Linked DNA regions of Homo sapiens: region 1 is linked to region 2. The links are chromatin loops, found by intact Hi-C in ENCODE. Cell type or tissue: endothelial cell of umbilical vein. All regions are shown on one strand. Links, peaks and the distances in the headings refer to the core of each region. The heading gives the core; the rest is flanking DNA.

Region 1 (3,220 bases), core at 277-2,776, 340 kb after region 2:
ATTTCAATCTACACAAATCCCAAACAGAAAGAATAAATGTTAGCTTATAAAACTGTGGGAAAGTAGGAACAAAATAAAATCTTAATGAACTTAAACTCAAAAGAGTAATTTAAAATACCAACCCGCAATTCCATACAATCTGGTTCAATATGACAGTCATGTTCTGCCCATACATCTGAACATGATATTCACTTTAACCAATATTGAACGAGAAGCTACCAATGCATTTAAATGCCCCTAGGCAGTCTTCTGGAAATTGTAAAGCATGATCTTTAATGCTAAGTGAAATGCCTGCTTCTTTTGAGAAGTAGCAATCAAAATTATTGACCAGCACTCCGCTTCTCCAAAAAGCAACAGAATGTAAATTGGTACAGACTTAACACAAAAAAATGACCTTATTGATATACTGTGGTGTGTTATTTCAGACTCAAGCGGGATTTCATTGTTGGTGGTGGCTCATAGGGTAGGAAGTCTCTTCTCCCCAAGAACTCAGCTTTGAATGCCATAGAGGGTCCTGAGAGGCAGTCTTTGGCAGTGTTTCCAAGAGAAGGAGGTAGCAAAGCAGGGGAGCTGTGGCACTGGCCAAGAAAGAAATGCTTTCTGCCAAGGGGCAGGAGGTGTCGTGAGACCTCACCCATGTGTGATGGCAGATGAAGGGCACAGTCCTCTGCATTAGACTCCTTGGTTTGAATCCTAGATTTATCCTTAAGACTAGCTGTGTACCCTTGGGCGAGTTAGATATCCTCCCTATCCTCCAGAAAATAGATTTCATAAGAATACATCCGGTGTGGGATTGTCGCCAGGAGTAGATGAGTTAATCATGTTTTAAGGGCTTAAAAACAGTGCCTGGCAGACAGTAAATACTGAAATTGCATTAGGTGCTTTTGTGATTTTCTACTACGTCTTAGAAAAACTTTCCCTTGACAGCTTCCTCTGCTTGCATGTCAGGTTTGCTAATCACTATTCTAATTACAACTTTGAATTCTCATAATGCTGTAATACCAGAAAAGAGGGTACCAGAGGTATAGAATACAAATGTCCCCATCTTTGGAAAGAATAATCCTCTTACTACTAATCAATGAAGTAGTATTCTGGTTTATGTCTGCATCACAATCATTCACTCATTCATTCAATAATTACTTGTTGAGTACTTAATACAACCTAGGACTTACATGATGGATCCTTGGGGGTAAATGGAGCTTCCAAAGACCTATGTACGCACTGGAGAGAGGGTATAGTATATGAGAAGTTCTCATAATGTGATGCCAGTACCCAGCTGATATAGTTCATTGCCGGTAGCTAGTTTGGTGCGTGTTTGGTGCTGGGAAACGAAGAGTAAATCTCTGTATCATATAAATGCATGGCATGATGGAGATAATCTCCATTATTTGAAACATCTGTCCTGGGACAGTTTCAAGGGAGGAAGGGCTAAGCAGTCCTCTGGGATTTATGTGCCCTCCCCACGGCTGGCCTGAGCTTGATGCTCTTTTCTAACTCTGGGTATCAGGTTTAGGGTTCGTGATCTTTTCCTACCACTGCTCTTCTTTTCCCCAAGAACTGACAACTTGAGGTTTCATCTTTCATAGAAGGGTGCCTCATTGTCAGACCACCACAGCAATGGGCTTTCCAGCCAGATCCTATCAGCAACAGACAGGATTTCATGCTGTACAATGAGTCACTGCCATTTTTCTTGCATTATTGCTCCCGACTCTTTCCATGCCCAGCTGAGGGCTGTGCGTCTCAGTGGGGCAGATAAGGAGGCTGCAATATCCTGTTGTGGCCCTGCCCTTGGAGATAAGAGCCTTTCTCTCCGGTTGGCAGGAGGAAAATATCACTGCTGGGTAATGAGAGAAGTTTAAACAGATCAGCCCCATAGGAGGGAACTCATAAGACTCCTAGCAAACAGAGCTCCTCTTTAACCTTTTGTCTCCTTTTATCAACAAATGAAACTTGCTGTAATTTCCTGTCCTTTTCTCAAAATTACTTTTATTAAAACCTAGAAGGAAATGAACCTGGGTCTCCAGAGCAGTGGAAAGTTGTCATCCACCAACCAAATGCCTCCCAGGACGCCCCCCAGGTCCCTCAAGCTTCTGCTGCCTCCTCGGTGCACATCCCTGAAACCAAGTAGACAGGAGGTGCCCTAGGGCCTTGGGAAGACTGAAAAGTTTCCCAGTAGGAGAGTCGGCCAGACTGGCGCCTCACTGCAACAGCCACCTTTATTTCGGTATCAATTATGAATCCAGCCGCATGGCCAAATCCCTGGCCATTAAGGTGGACCCTGTTCCTGTTCACCAGTCAGGTGATAAACCAGGACATGCATTTGAAAAAGAAAGCACCATTTATGACAGCTCAGGGAAAATGCAGAGTGTCCTCCTCTGCCACTCTTGGTGGTTTAAACCTCTTATTTTCTCCTTGAAAATAAGGTAGCCCCTAACACTGATGCATGCAGCCAGAGCCGGTTGTTCACAGTTTTTACCCAGGATCTTCCAGCTACGGGAGCCTGTAGCTGTTAGGAATACAATGAACTTTAAAAATAAAGGAGCTGGTCGGGGTGCAGTGGCTCACACCTGTAATCCCAGTACTTTGGGAGGCTGAGGCAAGAGGACGGCTTAAGCCCAAGAGTTCGAGATCAGCCTGGGCAACGTAATGAGACACACTGTCTCTACAAACAAAATTTTAAAAATTAGCTGTGTGTGGTGGCACACGCCTGTAGTCCCAGCTACTTAGGAAGCTAAGGCAGGAGGATCACTTGAGCTTGGGAGGTTGAGGCTGCAGTGAGCTGTGTTCATGTCCAGCCTGGGCAACAAAGTAAGACCCTGTCGCTCAAAAAAAAAAAAAGAGAGAGAAGCATTTAGGTAAATGAGGAGAATTGTTGATATGTTACAGCAATGCTGGCAAAAGAACCCATCAATTAAATGAAAACTGGGTTTACCCCTATCTACTGTAGATTAGTAATAAAATTTCCTCTTTCCCACTGTTTATCATGACACGTGTAGTCTGAGAACTTTGCTAGCTCAGCAAGTGGAAGGAACTTCAAGCATGAAGTATTCCACAGGCCAAATCAGTACAATTCCTGTACGTTGTGCTTGTGAAGGACAATTCTGATTTTTCCAAATATTCCAGTAATTTAAAATATAATATGGATACATTTTATGTCACATTAGATTATGTAAATTTGAAAATGCTTTTCATTTGGGAATATAAACTTTTAATTTTAAAA
Region 2 (4,541 bases), core at 1,259-3,758:
ACATACAGTGCATATTCTTACACACATGCACACATACACAAACATATACAGATATATACATATATTCTAACATACACACATATGAATGAATAAAGCAAATACGGCAAATTGTTAAAAACTGTTGTTTCTATGTGGTAAACATACAAGTGTTCATTGTAGTATAATTTCAACTTTTCTATATGTTTGAAATTTGTTATAATAAAAAGTTGGGATAAAAAGCAGAAAGGAACTGTTTGAAATGAACACCTGTGCTGTGGTTGACATATGTCCCCAGTAGACTGGAAATTTTTTCCTCATTCTAGGTATTACAATTTTAATCAAGCAGCTGAAGATCAGATTGGCCATTTTGGCAACCACATGATTAAATCTTGCTTACCTGCTGTGATCTAAACCCTAACTCTATTTTTATGCTCATGTGCTGTTCTATAATCCCACCCATGCCAGCCTGCACAAGGACAGTGGGGTGGGGACTGTAGCCCAATAACAGTTGTTCACTTTGAATGATTCTTTTCAGGTTTGTGTTACATACATTTTTTGATATTTGTAACTTCCTTATCTTTCTCCAAATCATTGGGGGAAAAGGTGAAAAGAAGGTCAGGTTTGCGGATATAGCCCTTGCCATAGTCCTAGAAACTTCATTCCAGGATTATCCTTTGGTGCTGAAACCTAAAAATCTACCTGATCATATTTCTGCTCAGAGCATCTCTCCATCTTCTCCATAGAATCTCTCTCTCTTTGTTGTTTTTGAGAATTGCAATGATACTGTTCATTTTCAGTTTCATAGCACCACTTAGGTTCTCTAGGATTCCTTCCAGATCATCCACAGAAGTTCAATGTTGTCAATTTCAAGGTCTCTCAGTCCCTGGGGATTATGTCAGGAGACTTGGATGGATTTAGAGCACTTATATCAGGGATCCCAAACTCAGATGTCTATAGGACCCAAGCATGGGTGGTGGGTGGGAGGGAGACAGTGAGGAACTGGTGACACCCATTGAAAGTTAGCGGCACCCATCCGATTTTGCCATCCAGGAAGAAGTGCCCAACATTGCCAAATTGCCTAACTTTGCAAGAAACACCAGAAATGCCAGGGTTCTTTTGTTTTTGTTTTAAAAGAAGAAACATGTGGATTTTAAAATATTTGGTTTCCACTTTAAACTTGCAATTCCATGCAGGTCCCACAAAACTCATCACAAGGATGCATCCTGAGAGCAGCTGCTTTGGAGGAAGGTTCTCCCTGACCTGCTCGTTCTTCCATGGGATTCATCTTCCCCACACCATGGTGCTGGAATGTTCTGCTTGACTTACGGCGAAAGAGTTGTCTTATTTGTTGTTGTTGTTGTTGTCATCTGGTTTTTGTGTGTGTGTCATTTTCGCCATCTGTCCTGATTGCCCTACAGGCCACAAGCCACAGACCTGCTTCATCCTTGTTCTTCTCTCCTAGCTCTTTTTGTTGCCTTAGGAGTTTCTGTAACCCCAGTACACATCAGGCCTTAGTCTTCCTAGTGCTATTGTCATAAACTCACATGCCTCTCCTATTCCCCAGAGAATATGATGCCATTTCTCTCCGTTTTATTCATGTGCTATTTAAATCTGAGCTCACCAGAGAGTTCCTTGGGCTGCCTTGCTGTTTTATTTTATTGTGTGCCCTGTCCCTGACCTTTTAAGTAATTCTGACTCAAGCACAAGCCCGCCAGGAGCCAGTAGGTGACGGCATTCGAGGCAACAGCTCAGGCCCAGCCCCTCCACCCACCTCCCTTCCGTTCTAAAACTGGCTGCTTCTTGGCTCTATTTCCACCTGAACTCTGAACTCTTATCACCTAGACCCTGGTGCGTATGTCGGGCTCCTTCAACTTACCCATCCTTCCCTATTTGAAAGCGGGCTGTCTCTGATAGACTTGGTCTTGGCTCATTCCTTTAGTGTCTGATGTGTTTGGAAGTAACTTCATACGGTCTTCCTGTTCCCAGAAGACATCAAATCCTGACCCACTCCAAGTTCCACCTGTAAGACAAGTCTCATCTCTTCCTTCTCTGCTCTGCCTGCACAGAGGAGCTAGTGGACTCATCTTATATAACCTCTCCTTTGCCTTCTTCACAGGGAACATAAGAATGAACCCCTTAGCGAGCACTTCTCAAGTGCCAAGCACATGCCTAAGTACTTTACCTGGATTGCCTCACTCAATCCCAAGCTCAGCCCTACGAGAGAAGAACCCTCACTTCTCCATTATGGGTAAGGAAATGGAGTCCCAGAGAAATGCAGTAACTTGTCTGAGGTCACACAGAGAGGACCCCGCTGAACTGAAATTTGAACCTAACTCTTGGCTCCTGTGCCATTTTTCTCTCACTGACAAAAGCTGGCTGTGGAGGCAAAGTACAACCAACCAGCCAAGAGACCAACCTAGATGCTTGGACACCAGGCTCTTGGCCCTAAAATGAACTCCAGACTCTTGCATGTGCACACACACAGGCACACACACGTACTTCTTAGAATGTCAAAGGAGCCAGGAAGAATTCTCCATATTGGAGCCCTTGAGAAACAGCTCAGGAAAGAAGGCACCGATGGCAATGAAGTCTGATTTTCAGTATGAACTCATTCTATAAACATTGACTAAGCGTCAGTGACACGTCCGGCTTTGAGCCGACAATGGGAACAAAGCAGTCAAAAGAGACACTCAGGCCTTGCCTTCATGGAACTGTCTTCCCCGTGCACTGAATGAGCTGTTGGGAAATTTTCTTCACACGCACTCACTCACATCCGCTGCACATACTCCATTCAGAGAGACCGCCTCTGGTCACAGACATCGAGGCAGAGGGAGACCACTTTAGTTCTTATTCCAACTGGATCCCTACCAAGTAGCTCCATTTTCATGGTTCTTTTTAATGATGTCCAAGAATCTTATAACCCACAGTGAGGTTATGTTTTTATAGTCTTTTATGGTCTTACTTCTATGATATCACCACATTCAATTTTGCAGTTTCTTTCTTTTAAACGTGTGCTCGGGGATCTCTGGCAGGCCTTCTATTTCTTTCATTTATTCCCAACCCTGGTCCATGAGCATACATTGAATTGTTAGTTTCCTGATACCTCATTCATATGATGATTACTTTTACAGTTTTCCAGTAAATAGCTCCTGTTACTTTTGCCCGGGTTCTGCTTCCTGCTGTCATACAGACCATTTAGCACAGGTATGGGGCTTGTATAACCTGCACCTACTTGGTTGCAATGAGCTTGGCTGCAGTTAGACTTGAGGTCTTTCCATCTGCAGCTGGACGGGCTAATAGGGCAGGTTGGGGATGGTAGCCTCTCTCTTCTCAGGACATTCATTTATTTCATTCATTCAATTTTTGTTTGCTGACTATGTGCCAGGACTACTGGGGATACAGCACTAAAAGTAGACAAAAGGTCAAATATTCCTACCCTCATGGAGTTTATTTTCAAGGCAGAAGAAATCACAGAAACAAAATGAGCAAGAGATATATGAGTAATATATAGAGTGTGTTAGCTCTATACAGTTGATGATTCCAGGTTAGCTGAGGATAAGTGCCATGATAAAAAAAAATAATAAAGCAGAAAATGGCGAGGGAGGGCTACTGAGAAGGTGGCATCTGAGTGGAGACCAGGGCAGGAAGGGGGTGACCATGCCATCATCCATGTGGGAAGTTAGAGGATGAGGAAAGAGTACATGTAGAGGCCAAGTTGTGGGCACCTACCTGGCATATGCAGGCATAGCAATGCAGAGAGGGATAGGAGATGGAGTCAGAGAGATCAAGGGGTGTAAGATCAAGGAGAGACTTACGAGCCATTGTAAAGACTTTGGTTTCCACTCAGGATAAAGGGAAATCATCAGAGAGTTTTTAGTGGACAAGGGACATGCTACACATAACAGGCCCACTCAGGTTGCTGTGCAGAGAACAGCCTAGATAGACATGAACAAGGGTGGGAGGGAGCCAGCACTCTTACCCCATCTGTGGGTTCCTTCTGTGCCTTCTGCCACAGACACCTGGAAACTGGCACATGTGATGGAGTCCCACCCACCAGGGGGTCTCTCCTGTCAATCACTGCTGGGATTTCTAGGCCAACTCCCTTCTCTTTCTCTGAGCTTGAACCTCCTGGTGCTGGACAGACCTGTCCCTAAGCAAAGCTGTGACCAGGGTCTATGGTTCACCACAGGTACGTGTCCTTAGATGGGATGGAGGGAATTTGAACATGTATCTTGTGCCAGCTTCAGCACATTCCAGGCACCTGACATATGCCATCTGATTTAATCTTCACAAAAACCTATAAAATAATCACCACAGAACAGTTGATGATTCAGGGTGGATTTTGGTATGCAAATTCCACCTCTTGACCGTCTTGTCCTCTTGGGGTCTCACTGGTCTGAAACAAGGCAAAGCGAATGATTAACTTGATCATAGAAGTTCGGCCTCCCTTGAAAGCCAATGGGACTTCACATATAAGTTTTCAGCTTAGACCTCAGGAGCTGATAGACTCAAGATGACCCATTTGGTCACAGGCTAGGCTAAGCCCTACCTCAGGGAGCTGG

Evidence for each region. Peaks named below come from ENCODE experiments on the same cell type or tissue, not always from the same donor. Only the 100,000 strongest peaks of a DNase experiment are listed, where the experiment ranks them.
Region 1: a loop joins it to region 2, with 7 times the contacts of the local background. A loop is called at or near these places in 1 of 110 quality-filtered maps.

What each region holds. Positions count from the first base shown.
Region 1 is chr7:50,495,714-50,498,933 of GRCh38, reverse strand. All of the region lies in intron 8 of DDC (dopa decarboxylase), which reads left to right. Among named protein-coding and RNA genes, the nearest start is that of DDC-AS1, 34 kb to the left of the region's middle. RefSeq lists an enhancer at 926-2,390. In endothelial cell of umbilical vein, for the core only: no CTCF peak of the experiment used is centred there; DNase peaks (open chromatin) are centred at 783 and 1,763; H3K27ac peaks cover 2,500 bases.
Region 2 is chr7:50,836,297-50,840,837 of GRCh38, reverse strand. No RefSeq gene overlaps it. Among named protein-coding and RNA genes, the nearest start is that of GRB10, 56 kb to the right of the region's middle. RefSeq lists an enhancer at 1,360-2,559. In endothelial cell of umbilical vein, for the core only: no CTCF peak of the experiment used is centred there; a DNase peak (open chromatin) is centred at 2,657; H3K27ac peaks cover 2,421 bases.